Linked DNA regions of Homo sapiens: region 1 is linked to region 2. The links are chromatin contacts, found by Hi-C in ENCODE. All regions are on one chromosome and are shown on one strand. Each heading gives the region's core, a stretch centred on a gene start or an enhancer-like site at or near the end of the contact. The rest is flanking DNA. Distances are from core to core; before and after follow the strand shown.

Region 1 (6,978 bases), core at 46-2,545, 470 kb after region 2:
AACTCCTGACCTCAAGTGATCCGCCTACCTGGGCCTCCCAAAGTGTTGGTATTACAGGCATGAGCCACCATGCCTGGCCAATTTAATGTTTTTCTATTTTTGTTTTAAAATATTTACCTATTCTGAAGTCCAAAGATATTTTCCTATATTATATTCTGAAGACTTTATAGTTTAGGATTTCACATTTAGGTCTTAATCCAGCTACAATTGATTTTTGTGATGAAATGAGAGATAGAGGTCCTGTTTTCTGTTTTGTTTTTTTTTTTGAGACGGAGTCTCCCTCTGTTGCCCAGGCTGAAGTGCAGTGGTGTGATCTCCGCTCACTGCAACCTCCGCCTCCCGGTTCAAGCGATTCTCCTGCTTCAGCCTCCTGAATAGCTGGGACTACAGGTGTGTGCCACCACACCCAGCTAATTTTTGTACTTTTTAGTAGAGACAGGGTTTCACCATGTTGGCCAGGATGGTCTCGATCTCTTAACCTCGTGATCCGCCCACCTCAGCCTCCCAAAGTGCTGGGATTACAGGCGTGAGCCACCGTGCCCGGCCTTCATATTGTCATAGAACCTTCACTGAATAGACCATCTTTTCTCCATGGCTGTATGATGCCACCTTTGTCATAAATCCAGTTTTCAAGTATGCGTGATAAACCGTAAAGAAAAGCAAAGAGTCAAGTATCTGCTTTTGGTAAAATAAATAAATAAATAAATATAAATAAGAAAAGCAAAGTGTTATAAAAGTCGGGCTAGTGGTTTTCTCAGGAAGTGTATCTGTGAAGAACCTGACACTATTCTTTTTTCGCTCTAATGACTTGGCTGTTCATAATTATACTTATCTTTGGTTTATATTTCAGAATAAAATTGTGTTATATTTATCAATAAAAGGTTAGTTAAAAGTAAGCAAACAGAAAAAAAAAAAGAAATATTGATGAGGGGAGCGCCAGCATCTCTCAAAAGTGAGTTCGTGGTTTTGCTCTCAATGGAAAAGCCGGCGGGAGGTGCTAAGGTGGGGATGCTGAATCCACGGATGGCCAAGCGGAGACGCGGCACTTCACCGGGGGCAGCGAGGGGCCCAGACCTTGCTCGGATTGTCCCGGTGGTAACTGGGAGACCTCGCCAGTGAGGGAAGTTACAGATCAGCTGCGCCCGGAATTAAACGACCCACAGACAACGGCGCAAACAGAGGGACTGACCTGCTTTAGTGAGCTCCCAAAACCTGCTCTCGCATAAGCACACCCTCCTCCGCTCACAGAGACGGATTTCTGCCCCAGCCGCAGCCTCGCGAGGTAGGCGGCGCCGCGAGGGCCTCTGGGAAGGCGGTCCGTGGGCAGCCGCGGGGCACTCTGGGACTGGGCTCTGGGCGGCTTTTTTGCGAGTGGCGGGCCGACTGTGTAGTCCGCTCCGGCAGCGCGCTCTGCCCGGCTTCCTCAGTCTCCTCGCCGGGAGCGTCCGGGAGCAGCTCCGAGGCCGCGGCGAAACCAGGTGGAGTCCGAGGTTCGGAGGAGTATCAGAGGTTAGGGGAAGGCCGGAGAATGGGCTGGGAGGCTGCGTTTCGGAGCTTAGGGTTCTGTCCCTGCGATCGCCGCGTCTCCCTCCCTTGGTGGGCGCGGCTCCCGGGAAGCGGCTCGTCTCGTCTCCCCTCACAGGCCGGGTTCCCGTTCTGGACCTTCGCCCTCGGAACACAGTGCTGTTGGCCGGGACTCCTTCCCGAGGTGGACGGCTCCCTGTTCTTATTCCTGGCTCTGCCAGAACTGTAGGAAGTGCTCAGTACACTTTAGGGCATGCATGGCACTCCCTGGGAGACAGTGCTTTAGGGCCAGAGGAAAGATCTTCCCTGAAGGCAAACGCCCGCGGAGCCCACAAGTCCGGGCCGCACTGAACAAGTCAGGATGTTGCCATCGGCAATTCTGCAGAAGGCAGTAACCCATCTGAGAGAAAGAGCCGCTGTCATAAGGTCTCTTGCTTGAGCTGCTGGGTTGAGAATGGAGCTGGAAGAGGGAACTGATCTCGGAGCTCCTTGGGGATCTTGGTTATGTCTGACCCTTTTACTTTCAGGGAGCAGGGATTGGATCAAGTCATTGCATCTAGAGTACGGGGGAACGAAGAAATCATGGAGAGAGTTTGCCCCAGGAGAGAGGCGAGCGTTATGTAACCTAGGATCTGGGGTGGGTAACAGTCTGTGCAGTGTCAATGTGAGAGGAGAAAACACCCAACGTGAGGGAATGGTCAGGTAAGAAAGGACCAGAAGTTCCGGTTCTACCATAGCAAGGACCTAAGTTGCTAATTTAGGTTCTTTAATGCAGACCTGGTCTTTCAGAACTTCTTTCTCTTCCCTAGCCTTGTCATTTCAGCATTCTGGCCTTCCCTATGAGGAGGAAGATCAACGAAGTCACAGGTGAATAGGAGTTTCTCTTCTAAAGTTTCATCTCCTTTGTCAGGGGGAATCGATACACTCTCTCATCTCTTCCTTGGGGAAAAAGAAGGAGATCTATCTTCATCGAGTGCTAATATGCGTACTATATGTTATCACTCAATGGTCGGATATCTCAGTAGGGTTAGTAGGTATTTTAAAAATGTGTCAGTAACTTCAGGAAAACTAGAACCTTGTCCAAGCTTACTCAAAAGGCAAGTAGCATACTACTAAATGCTACCGAACTACTCAGGATTAGGTTTAGAATCCATATCTGTAGGACTCCCAGACTCTTGGCATTATGCTGTTTCCCAGCATCCCATTCACTTACTACCTAACAATTTTGCCATACCTGTGTACTACCTGTATTATTCTATGTTTTTACTTACTTTTTTTTTTTATAAAAATCAAACTTGTCCTAAGAAACAATATCTGTGAAATTAGCCATTTGATGGCTGCTCCAATAACAGTATAGTTATTCTAAGGTGTATCTAAAAATGTTGGTCCATGTGCTATGTAAAATCGTCTCGTGTCAGACATACAAACTACAATTTGGGACACAATGCACTGCATTATGCTCTCTTCTGGATTCTTTTCTGCGTAGGAAAGTCCCAGACACATCTGAGCATCAGTCATCCATCCCTAGTGTACTGTTTTATTCTTATAGATGAATACTTTCACAGAGAATGCCCTGCTTTGTATCTTCTCCAAAAGACATTTCACTTCCCTGTTTAGAACTACCTGTTCTCAATGTTGTATGTAAAACAAGTAGGAACTCCATACATTTCAGGAGCTTCCTCTCTCTTTGGGGAGTTAATGTGTACACAGGAAATAGTCTAACTCTATGCTGTTCAGTAGAGCTTTCTGTGATCAGGGAATGTTCTGTATCTGTGCCTTATCTGTATCCACCAGCCAGATGTAGCTACTGAGCACTTAATATATGGCTAGTGCAACTGAGATGTGAATTTTATTTTATTTTAATTAAATTTAAGTAGCCACATATGGCTAGTGGCTACTAATGGCTACCATATTGGACAGCCAGGTCTAGATATTTGAAATAAAATATTTTAAGGTTATTGATTTGGACTTGGAGTTCCCCCTCACCCTCACAAATACCTCATAGCATATGTGTTATAAATGCCCTTTAGGGCTGGGTGCGGTGGCTCACGCCTGTAATCACAGCACTTTGGGAGGCCGAGGCGGGTGCATCACGAGGTCAGGAGATCGAGACCATCCTGGCTAACACGATGAAACCCCGTCTCTACTAAAAAATACAAAAATTAGCTGGGCGCGGTGGCGGGTGCCTGTAGTCCCAGCTACTCGGGAGGCTGAGGCAGGAGAATGGCGTGAACCCGGGAGGCAGAGCTTGCAGTGAGCTGAGATCCCGCCACTGCACTCCAGCCTGGGTGAAAGAGTGAGACTCTGTCTCAAAAAATAAAATAAAAGAAAAGAAAAAATAAATGCCCTTTAACTTTAGTTTCTTGGTGAAGGGTAAATATTCTTTCCAATTTTCAGAGACTTCATAGTTGAAATAAAGTTTCTTGAAATTATTTAAAGCACATTGACAGTTTATAACACTTGTGTAAATGCACAGCTTCTGTATTTTGTTACTATTGAAATATCCTGTAAAGCAATAATGTTGTAGGATACTCTATAAGCAAAAGTCTTACTATTGTATTATTTTTATTCATTGCAGATAACTTTTCTTCTAGCTATCTATGTTTTCTTTCATTAGTGACATTTAGACTATTTAAAAATCAGTTAAACACAACCACAACTGATATTAATGACGTTTTCAGGGCATCACTTCTTACGCTTTGACATAGGAGTTGGTGCATTCACCTTATTTCACTGCTTATTAGAATAGCAAGAAGGGGACATTTGGTTCATAGCTATCTCTATCAGCTAAAATTCTATGTCAAATTATTTATTTTCCTGGCACTCAAAGTCAAACACTAATGGACTGGTTGTATCTTGTTTTGCTTACTCTCTATGCAGGTTAGATATGTGGGGTTAGAAGGAAGGCTTAAAAAGAGTATCTTCATAAGATAATTTGCCTAGTTTCTTTTTTCTTTTTTCTTTTTTTTTTTTGAGACGGAGTCTCGCTCTGTTGCCCAGGCTGGAGCACAGTGGTGGGATCTCAGCTCACTGCACGCTCCGCCTCCTGGGTTCACGCCATTCTCCTGCCTCAGCCTCCCAAGTAGCTCGGACTACAGGCACCCACCACCAAGCCCGGCTAATTTTTTGTACTTTTAGTAGAGACAGGTTTCACCGTGTTAGTCAGGATGGTCTCGATCTCCTGACCTCATGATCCGCCCGCCTTGGCCTCCCAAAGTGCTGGGATTACAGGCGTGAACCACTGCGCTTGGCCGCCCAGTTTCTTAAGATTAAAAAATACTTGAAAGACAAAACAATCAAACATAATGTGTGGTCTTTGTTTCCTGGATTAAAGAAAAGCTATCTAGGACATTTTGAGGACAGTTGGGGAAATTTATATATGAACTGGAATGTTAAGGAATTACTAATTTTGTCAGATGTGATAATGTAGTTATGAGGAGAATGTCATTTGGAAGACAGTATTGTGGTTATGAAGAAGAATGCCATTTGGAAATTATGCTGAAACATTTAGATTTTAAAGTTTTATGCTATCTGTAATTTACTTTAAAATAGTTCAGCCAAAACAAAAAAGTACACACACAAGAAGTAAATACAGCAAAATGTCAACAGTTGTTCATCTACATGGTGTGGACATGGGTGTTTGTTGTTTTATTCTTTCTACTTCTCTGTATGTTTGAAAATTTTCTTTTTCTTTTGAGATGGAGTCTTCACTCTGTCACCCAGGCTGGAGTGCAGTGGTGTTATCTCAGCTCACTGCAACCTCCACTTCCTAGGTTCAAGCGATTTTCCTGCCTCAGCCTCCCGAGTAGCTAGGATTACAGGTGCCCGCCACCACACCCGGCTAATTTTTTGTATTTTTAGTTTCACCATGAGGTGTATTTTTAGTTTCACCATGCTGGCCAGGCTGGTCTCAAACTCCCGACCCCAGGTGATCCACCTGCCTCGGCCTCCCAAAGTGCCGAGATTACAGGCTTTAGCCACTGTACCCGGCCTTGAAAATCTTTATAGTAAAAAGTTGAAAGAAAAAAGGAGTACAGTACCCATCCCCATCCCACAGTAGGGTAGTGAGATATTGGATGTAAAACACGTGGCTCAGTGTCTGGCACACAAAAAATAACCGCACAATAAATATTCTCTATTATAGCAGTAAATTTTGAGTTTTTAATAATGCTGTAATAGGCAGATTTTTTTCCCATTATAAGCTAGTTTCTTGTGGAGGGAGAAAATAAACTTAATGGGAAACTCCAGTTTAGTGACAGACACCAATTTCTATAATATTAAGAGGATAATTTATGAAGTCAAGCTACTAATTTCCATGTGTCGCTGTAACATCCTCTTATTATTTCATGCATTAATTTGTGTTAGACTATATTTATTTGTATCTATATATAGTTGATCTTTGAATTTTGCCATACTAGGTTCCTTGAACTGCATTTAAAAACAGTTATTGCAGAGCTCCTTTTTCTCAAGGAACAGTTTGTAGTTGAGATTCATTTTGCTCGTCAAGGACTTTGTATAAAGGAAATTGTAGAAAGTGGCCCATGGTAAACTTCTCAAACATTGTTCCTACATTTACAAAGATGTATATTCACTTAAAATAATGAAATACTCTTTCAAGTCAATAGAATTTTGAAGCAGAAAAGGCAAACCTCAAATCTCCTTTTTTTTTTTTTTTCTTTTTCTTGAGACAGAGTCTTGCTCTGTCACCCAGGCTGGAGTGCAGTGGTGCAGTCTCGGCTCACTGCAACTTCCATCTCCCTGTTCAAGCAATTCTGCTGCCTCAGCCTCCTGAGTAGCTGGGAATACAGGTGTGTGCCACCATACCTGGCTAATTTTTGTATTTTTAGTAGAGATGGGGTTTCACCATGTTAGCCAGGCTGGTCTTGAACTCCTGACCTCAAGTGATCTGCCCACCTCAGCCTCCCAAAGTGCTGCGATTACAGGTGTGAGCCACCCGCCCCGCCTCAAAGCTCTTTTTAAATCTGAAGAAACTGAGGCCAAGAAAGGTGATTTGCTTAAAGTCACACACAGTATGTTAGTGGAAGATCCAGGAATAAAACTATTTTTCCACTTAAAAAATTCTGCAGTGGCTCATGCCTGTAATCCCAGCACTTTGGGAGGCTAAAGTGGGTGGATCATGAGGTCAGGAGATCGAGACCATCCTGGCTAACACAGTGAAAGCCCGTCTCTACTAAAAATACAAAAAATTAGCCAGGCGTGGTGGCGGGCGCCTGTAGTCCCAGCTACTCGGGAGGCTGAGGCAGGAGAATGGCATGAACCCGGGAGGCAGAGCTTGCAGTGAGCCGAGATCGCGCAACTGCACTCCAGCCTGGGTGAAAGAGCGAGACTCCGTCTCAAAAAAAAAAAAAAATTCTGCCAAGAGATATATATGGATATATATAAGGAGCCCTATAGCAATACATACCTGGACTATAACTCAAGGCATTACTAATT
Region 2 (7,375 bases), core at 3,272-5,771:
AAAAAAAGTTAGCAATACAAAGAAGCAGGAACTGTGGGAAAACTTTCTGGGGATGGGGACAGTAGTAGTAGTTCTGGTGGCACCATCCAGTATGTTGACACTTTAGACCTTATTTTGCTTTCTGATGGCCTTTGCCAGGGAAACAGACAAGAGATTCTCTATACTTAATAATAATTGTTACTACTCATTGAGTGTTTACTGTGAGCCAAGTGTTTTATTAGTTTTCTGTCCTAATTCCTATCAACCATTTAAGACGGCTATTAATATATCCTCTGAGGTTAAATGAGGATAACTCCAAGATCACACAGTTGGCAGAGTTGGGATTCAGTTTCAGAGTGACCCCAAAGCCAGATCTTAATCATATTTCTATATTGCGGCTATTTCTTTTGCCAACTCCTAATTTTTGGGCCTGATCCCCTATCTGAGGCTGAAATCTGGGGCCATACCCTTGGAGGGGAAGAAAGATAGGGTCACATAGACTGTTGTCTGTCATTAGCCCGTTTGGCAGGGGGATATAGGCTCTGCCCAAACGTAGACAGGCTCTGAGCCAGGTTGCACAGATGCAGGCAGTCCTCTGAGTCAGGCTGGGAAAGGCTCCAGATGAACCGCCAGACTTCTGTGTCTGAAACCCTGAGAGATAAAGAGGAAACTTGGGTGGCTCCCTCAGAGACAAAGTGATTCTGCAGGTTCAGAATGTGCTGAAATCCAGGCCATAAGAAAGTGGCAATAATACATGAAGAGGGGGAATGTGTGAGAATCAATCAACTCTCTGCTGGCAATTCTTGCTTGTAAATTGATTAATTGAATTCTTTCTTCTCCTTCTCTTCCCAGGCTGGATTTTGAGGACTGAGGCTCAAAACCCCCAAACCCAGATCCAATCCTTTTTACACCTTCCATTTCCCCACATGCCAAGTCTCAGAGCCAACTTGGCCCCTCTCACCCTTTTCATTTAGTCAATTTTTACTATAAATACTTATTATCAATTTTGTGCCAGACAAACAAGGACTTATTGGGAGGAAGCAACTTACAGGAGAGGAAGCTATTAAAAGATAAGTGCACAAATAATGAATGAGGATTGTAATACCTGCCAGGAAGGAAAAGCAGTATTGAATGAGAATGTGTCTTAATTCATTCCTGCTGCTATAACAAAATACCTAGACTGGGTAATTTATAAATAATACAAATTTCTTTCTTTTTCTTTCTTTTTTTTCTGAGACGGAGTCTTGCTGTGTCACCCAGGCTGGAGTGCAGTGGCGTGATCTCAGCTCACTGCAACCTCCACCTCCTGGGTTCAAGTGATTCTCCTGCCTCAGCAGATTCGAGTAGCTGGGTTTACGGCCACGTAGCTGGGACTACAGGTGCCCACCACCATGCCTGGCTAATTTTTGTATTTTTAGTCGAGATGAGGTTTCGCCATGTTGGCCAGGCTGGTCTCGAACTCCTGACCTCAGGTGATCCGCCCACCTCGGCCTCCCAAAATGCTGGGATTACAGGTGTGAACCACCGCGCCTGGCCGATTCAGATTCTTATTAGATCTTTGTGCTTATCTTCTAGCAGTTCTCCCTGCCTCTTTTGTTGCCCACTGAAGGCCATGCCCTACACTGTAGCTAGATTTTTATTTCTAAAATACAGTATGACTAGTGCCTCCTCGCTTTCACATTAAGGTTTGACCTCTCTTGCCTAGCATAGTTTGCTCAACCTCCTTTTCTTCAGCCTTATCTCCTACTTTTCTCCTGCAGGAACCTCTCACCTCAGTCCAGCACAGATTCCCATCTCCACTACTGTTCATTCATGTTTGCTCTGCAAGGATCTATCTGTCCATCTCTGCCTAGGAAATGACTATTCTGAATTCAAGGCACTCACTGAACATGTGCTAGATGAGAACTCACCATGGATGAAGCACTGGGTACTGGACAAGGGGCAAGATCAGCGAGGAGGAAAAAGCTGGAAGACAGAAGGCAGCGTATCTTCTGATGACCACTCCAAATGGAAATATCATTTCCAAAATAGACTGTAAGCTCCATGAGAGCAGTAACAGGGTCTGACTTGTCCACTGCTGGATCCCTAGTTGTGCTTGGTACAAAGTAGCATAGCAATTATTGAACTCTTCCAATAATTGCTACTATGTAGCTCAATAGTTTTTTTTCAGTGCATAAATACATGTGACAGATATTCTTTTATTTATTTTTTTGAGACAGAGTCTCACTCTGTCGCCAGGCTAGAGTAGAGAAGCACGATCTCAGCTTACTGCAACCTCTGCCTCCCGGGTTCAAGCGATTCTCCTGCCTCAGCCTCCCAAATAGCTGGGACTACAGGCGCATGCCACCACGCCCAGCTAATTTTTGTATTTTTTAGTAGAGACGGGGTTTCACCATATTGGCCAGGCTGGTCTTGATCTCTTGACCTCGTTATCTGCCCGCCTCGGCCTCCCAAAATGCTGGGATTACAGGTGTGAGCCACCGCGCCCAGCCCTTCATGTGACGGATATTCTTAAACTATCTTCCCATCTCCTACTGGAGTTACAAATGCATGGATCTAGACTTCTTAAAAGACTGGACATTCCTTAGGGCAGGGGTTGTAACTTAAGTCGTGTGTGCATTCTTTATAATGAAGCATTTTACAAAGTGGTTTCACATACATTACTGCTTCCGTTTCTCATTACAGCCCCATTAATATTCCCCACCTGATGAGGAAACTTTCTTCATTCTCCTTCCTGCTTCCTCTTCTCTCTCCTCTTCCTCTAGAATGCGTGTATGGTCTATGTTCCTTCTGTCTCTAATCCAGAAAGAGATTTAGAATAACTAAATGCAGAGTCAAAGATTATGTCCAAATAAAGTTAGAGTTTGTGTGTGTGTGAGACAGTGTTTTTAGTTAAATGTCAATATTTAAAATATACTATGACTTTTATACCATATTTTTTCATGTTGTCATGTTCTTTTAAACATGCTGGGAGCCATAAAGTTAGGAAGAGGCCCAGTAACCCGTCCAAAGTAACCTGACCAAAGTCTGACCCCTAGTAGAGGGCCTATGCCAGCACTGGAACCCAGTGTCTCCAGATCCAGAGGCATTCACCACCTCAAATCTGCCTCAAATGTCTGCAGTATGGTCTATCACAGGGGCTAATTAAGCTCATGGGATTTAGAGTCAGACAGATGTGTTTCCTTCAAAGTTTCAACAGTTACTTTCTGACCTTGGCAAGTTATTCAGCTTCCTCATTTGAAAACTAGAGGGCATAATGGTACCTACCACCGAGAGTTGCTATTAGGAGTAAATGAAAATACGCTTGAAGAACTCAGCATGGGCCTGGCAAGTAGTCAGCGTGCAGTAAATGGTAGCTGTTATTTTAAGAACTTTATTTGTTGAATGATTGACTCTGGCACATAACGCCTGCATTCAACTTGAAACACGGAGCTGTCACAGTCGTTCAGCTGAAGGGGCGGGAACTGTGGCACTTGCCAATTTTTTCTAGAAATAAATCTTTGTGGGAGGATAATGACCGGTTGGAGAGTGTGAGTCTTGAGGGAACAAAGATCGGATCTCCCGGCCCAAGGAGTACGGAAGCGAAGCCTCCCCTGCGCGCGGCAGCCACCGTGCGTAACCTCCCCTGAACCGAGTAGCAGCCGCCTGAGCCCACCCAGCCCTGGGCGAGGCTGCCTCAGAAGCCGGATTTCAGCAGAGTGGGTGCAGGATCTGCTTTAATTCTGCTCATCTTATTCTCGGGGACCACACCCTGCGCGCCGGGAGGAAGGGCTCCAAAACCACAGGGCGGAGGCTTCCGCGCGGCCCCAGACTTGACCATCTATGGTCACAGAACACACCGACCAAACAGGAAGTGGGGTGAGAGCGGAGGGTTCCCTACCTTCCCAGCCCCGCGACTGCCAGCCGGGCTGGGGCTGACCCACCGCGCCCTCACTGACCCCCACGCCCTGCGCCCAGTCTCCGCAAGTCCTCCCACAACAATGTCCAGACTAATTGCCTTCCCACGTCACAAACGGGGAAACCGAGGTATGCACGCCCAGAGACAGGCGGAGCGTGGCCTCGATCACCACCGAGAGCTGACGGCCGCCCGGATTCCCGCCCTCAGAGAATCCTGGCCCCCAGTCGTTCCAAGACCCTTTACGGACTGCAGCTTAAAGGAACCGGCCTCTGCCATTGAGACCAAACTGACAGAGGAACTGGTCACTCTTCTGTTCTTTCCAGAGAGGAGCTTAGCCAGGGACTTCTGCCCTTCCTGGGCCCGGGCCTCGGGGGCGATTCCGGGTAGGTAAAGCGGAACGAGGGCGTGGCCTCTCTTGTGAGCCCGCCCTCCCCGTGTCGCTCCCGCCTTGAGGGCGGGGCTCTTTCCCAAGTGCCCTCTGTGAGAGCCGGGCCGCTCTCTCCGGGGCGTGGCGAAGAGGGGCGGAGTCACGAGCGGGGCGGTGAGACTTCCTGCCCAGTCGCGGGCCAGCCTAGCGCTTCAGCCGGCGGCTCATTTCCGGTGGGGGCGCCGCGCCCAGTGAGGGCCCGGAAGTGGGTCGCGCGGAGATTGCTGGGCGGTTCTTGCCGGAAGCGGAGAGCGGCTGATCGCAGTCCGGAGGTGAGGCGGAACTCTGAGGTGAGGGTGTGCAGCTTGGTAGGGATTGGGGTCCCTTCCGGGGCCCATCGGCCCCTGGTGGTGTTAATGGCCCTTCTGGCCTACGCGCGTGTCATGAACCCTGCCGAGAGGGCCGGGGCTGAGGCCCTCAGGCCGACCCGGACTCTTGGGCGCGGTCTCTTGAGGTGGGGCCGGGGTGAGCAGCTGAGTCCGGGTGCCCCGGGGAGGCCCCTCTGCCCGATTTCGCAGCGCTGCCCATCAGCTTCAGCGGAGGCCTGATTCCTGAGGTGCTCTGACTGGAAGGAACCTCCGAGATCGGAGAGTCTTCCCTGTCTCCTGTTGATGCTCCCATTGCACTGATAGGTAAATTGATCCCTAGAGAAGAGGCTAGTCTGAGATATATAGCGAGTGAGGAAAAGAATCGGAATCATGATCCTGGTGCCTTAGATAACCAGCCCCAGTTCTTCCCGTGTTGCTCGGAACCTCTCTAACTTGGGATGGTCTTCCGGTCGGTGTTGCCCCGCAGGCTGCTGCAGGTTAAAGGCCAGCGCTGCGTGGAACTTTTTTTTTTCTCTCCTCCCAAATTGAGCCGTTTGAAATGCCTAGGGAGTTTTTAAAAGAAAGGCGGGCACATCCTTGTATTTACAGGCAGATATCCTCCCTTTCCTCCTCGGCTGCTGCTCTTACTTTGACAAGCCAGGCTAACATTGAAGGTATGTACTTCTGGACCTGAAATCAGACGGCTCAGGTTTGGTCTGGCCTCAGTGCTGAGTGTCTGTGGCCATAGGTGCCTTAAACTTCTTTCAGCCTCCTTTTGTTCATCTTTTAAGTGGAGATCTCTGCTGACCCCACAAGATTAAATTCAGCGTAACAAATTGTGTTTATTCTGTGCCAGCATTTTCCCAGATGCGGGGAATGCAGCTTTAAAACAAAACAATGTAGACCCTGCCCGCGTGGAGCTAGCAGTGTTTGCAGGGATGTTTAAGAAGTAATTATAAATGTTGATGAGTGTTAGGAAAGAACAGGGTGCTCTGAAAGTATGTAACAGGGGGTTCAGGAAAAGCCCTTCTGAAGAAGCAGAGTTTTTAAGATGAATTTTGAAGGATAAATAGGAATGCGTTCGAAGAGTGGAATGAGAACATTTGAGACAGGTTAGCATCAGAACTGTGTCAGTTGAAGCTCTTTGTGGGGCTCTCTCTTCAAGAGAAAATCCGGGGGCATATCAGCACATTTATCATTTACCAGACTTTTATTTAATTTATTTATTTGTATTTTTAGTAGAGATGGGGTTTCGCCGTGAAGGCCAGGCTGCTCTCGAACTCCTAACCTCAGGTGATCCCCCCACCTCGGCCTCCCAAAGTGCTGGGATTACGGGCATGATCCACCGTGCCCGGCCCCACCAGACGTTTATTAAGACCTTAATATGTATGAGGCACATTTTAATGAGATAGCCTTTGTGGCAAAGAATACAGTTCTTCTGGAGTTTACAGTGGGAGAGGAAATAGACAAGTAAATGAGGGATGGCTTACAGTGTCATAGTGCATAGCACAGGGCTACAAGAGCACAGTGGAGAAATACCTGAGCCAGGTGCCCAGGGTTCCAGGAGGAAATGGGAGGCTAACTCTTGAAATATTTATTTAGCTACATAGGGAATCCGGAAAAGGGATTTCCAGGCAGAGACTACTACAGGTGCAAGGACCTGGAGAACCGGACAGCTGAAAGACCATGACGAGTTCAGTGTGACTGGAATTCTAGTAATGGCTGGGGAAGTGGAGGAAGTGAGATGTGGTCAGGTCAGTCATATGTGGAGGACATTGTAAGTCATGCTAAGGAATTTGGATTTTTACCCTGAAAGCTATGGAGATGCTTTGAAGGGTTTTATGCAGGAAAATGATGTCGTCAGATTTATATTTCAGAAAGTTCATTCTGTCAAGTAGGAGGGGACCAGCCCTGTGGGGAAGTAAAACAGTGTTTGGAAGCTCTTGCTGTAGACATGGCCTGAACTAAGACAGTGGAAATGGGAATGGAGAGGAGGCATCAGATGTGAGCAATATTAAGAAGATAGAATCCATAGAATTGGAGGCTGATTATGGGAATGAAGAGGTAAGAATAGCGCGATTGCCTGGCTTTCTGGCTTAGGGAACTGAATGGGTAGTACCATTCAGATAGAGAGTATGAGAGGTAAATTAGGGAAGTGACATGGGAAAAAATGCATTTTGAATGTTTTTAGTTTGAGGTGTTTGTAGCACATCCAGGCAAAGATGTCTAATAAGGTGGGTCAGCTAAAGGAAAGAGCAAGAGTAAAGATACGGAGGCAGGAGAGGGCCTAAATTGTTCAGTGATACTGGGGCCTGGAGTTTTGCAGAAGACCAGACTGCAAAAAAGGTTAGATGTCGGCCAAGTTGTGAAGGGCTTTTTGTTTGTTTGTTTGTTTTGAGACGGAGTCTTGCTCTGTTGCCCAGGCTGGTGTGCAGTGGCACAATCTCGGGTCACTGAAACCTCCACCTCCCAGGTTCAAGGAATTCTCCTGCCTCAGCCTCCTGAGAAACTGGGATTACAGGCGTGCGCCACCACGCCCGGCTAATTTTTGTATTTTTAGTAGAGACGGGATTTTACCATGCTGGCCAGGCTGGTTTCGAACTCCTGACCTCGTGATCCGCCTGCCTCGCCCTCCCAAAGTGTTGTGATTACAGGTGTGAGCCTCCGCACCCGGCGTGAAGGGCTTTTAATGCCTTGTTGAATTTGTTTGGATTTGATTTTGTGGGTGGCAGTTTGCTAATTGATTTGCCCAGGTCCAGCATA

Evidence for each region. A loop is a pair of places that touch in the nucleus more often than their neighbours do. Pooled maps may share reads with other maps.
Region 1: a pooled map shows a loop between it and region 2 (7-fold over the local background). The contact joins the promoter of EXO5-DT here to the promoter of CAP1 in region 2. A Hi-C loop is called at or near these places in 6 of 50 pooled maps.

What each region holds. Positions count from the first base shown.
Region 1 is chr1:40,507,400-40,514,377 of GRCh38, forward strand. It overlaps EXO5-DT (EXO5 divergent transcript), which reads right to left and starts at 1,296. Exons shown (of 2, transcript NR_187365.1): 1 at 1,190-1,296. It overlaps EXO5 (exonuclease 5), which reads left to right and starts at 1,368. Exons shown (of 4, transcript NM_001346953.2): 1 at 1,368-1,509; 2 at 2,052-2,226; 3 at 2,334-2,391. RefSeq lists enhancers at 1,405-1,654, 1,685-1,774.
Region 2 is chr1:40,036,208-40,043,582 of GRCh38, forward strand. CAP1 (cyclase associated actin cytoskeleton regulatory protein 1) reads left to right here and starts at 4,522. Exons shown (of 13, transcript NM_006367.4): 1 at 4,522-4,594. It overlaps LOC105378669 (a long non-coding RNA gene), which reads right to left and starts at 4,239. Exons shown (of 3, transcript XR_001738013.3): 1 at 2,684-4,239; 2 at 1,890-1,944. RefSeq lists enhancers at 3,540-4,173, 4,142-4,211, 4,174-4,808, 4,462-4,661, 4,732-4,821.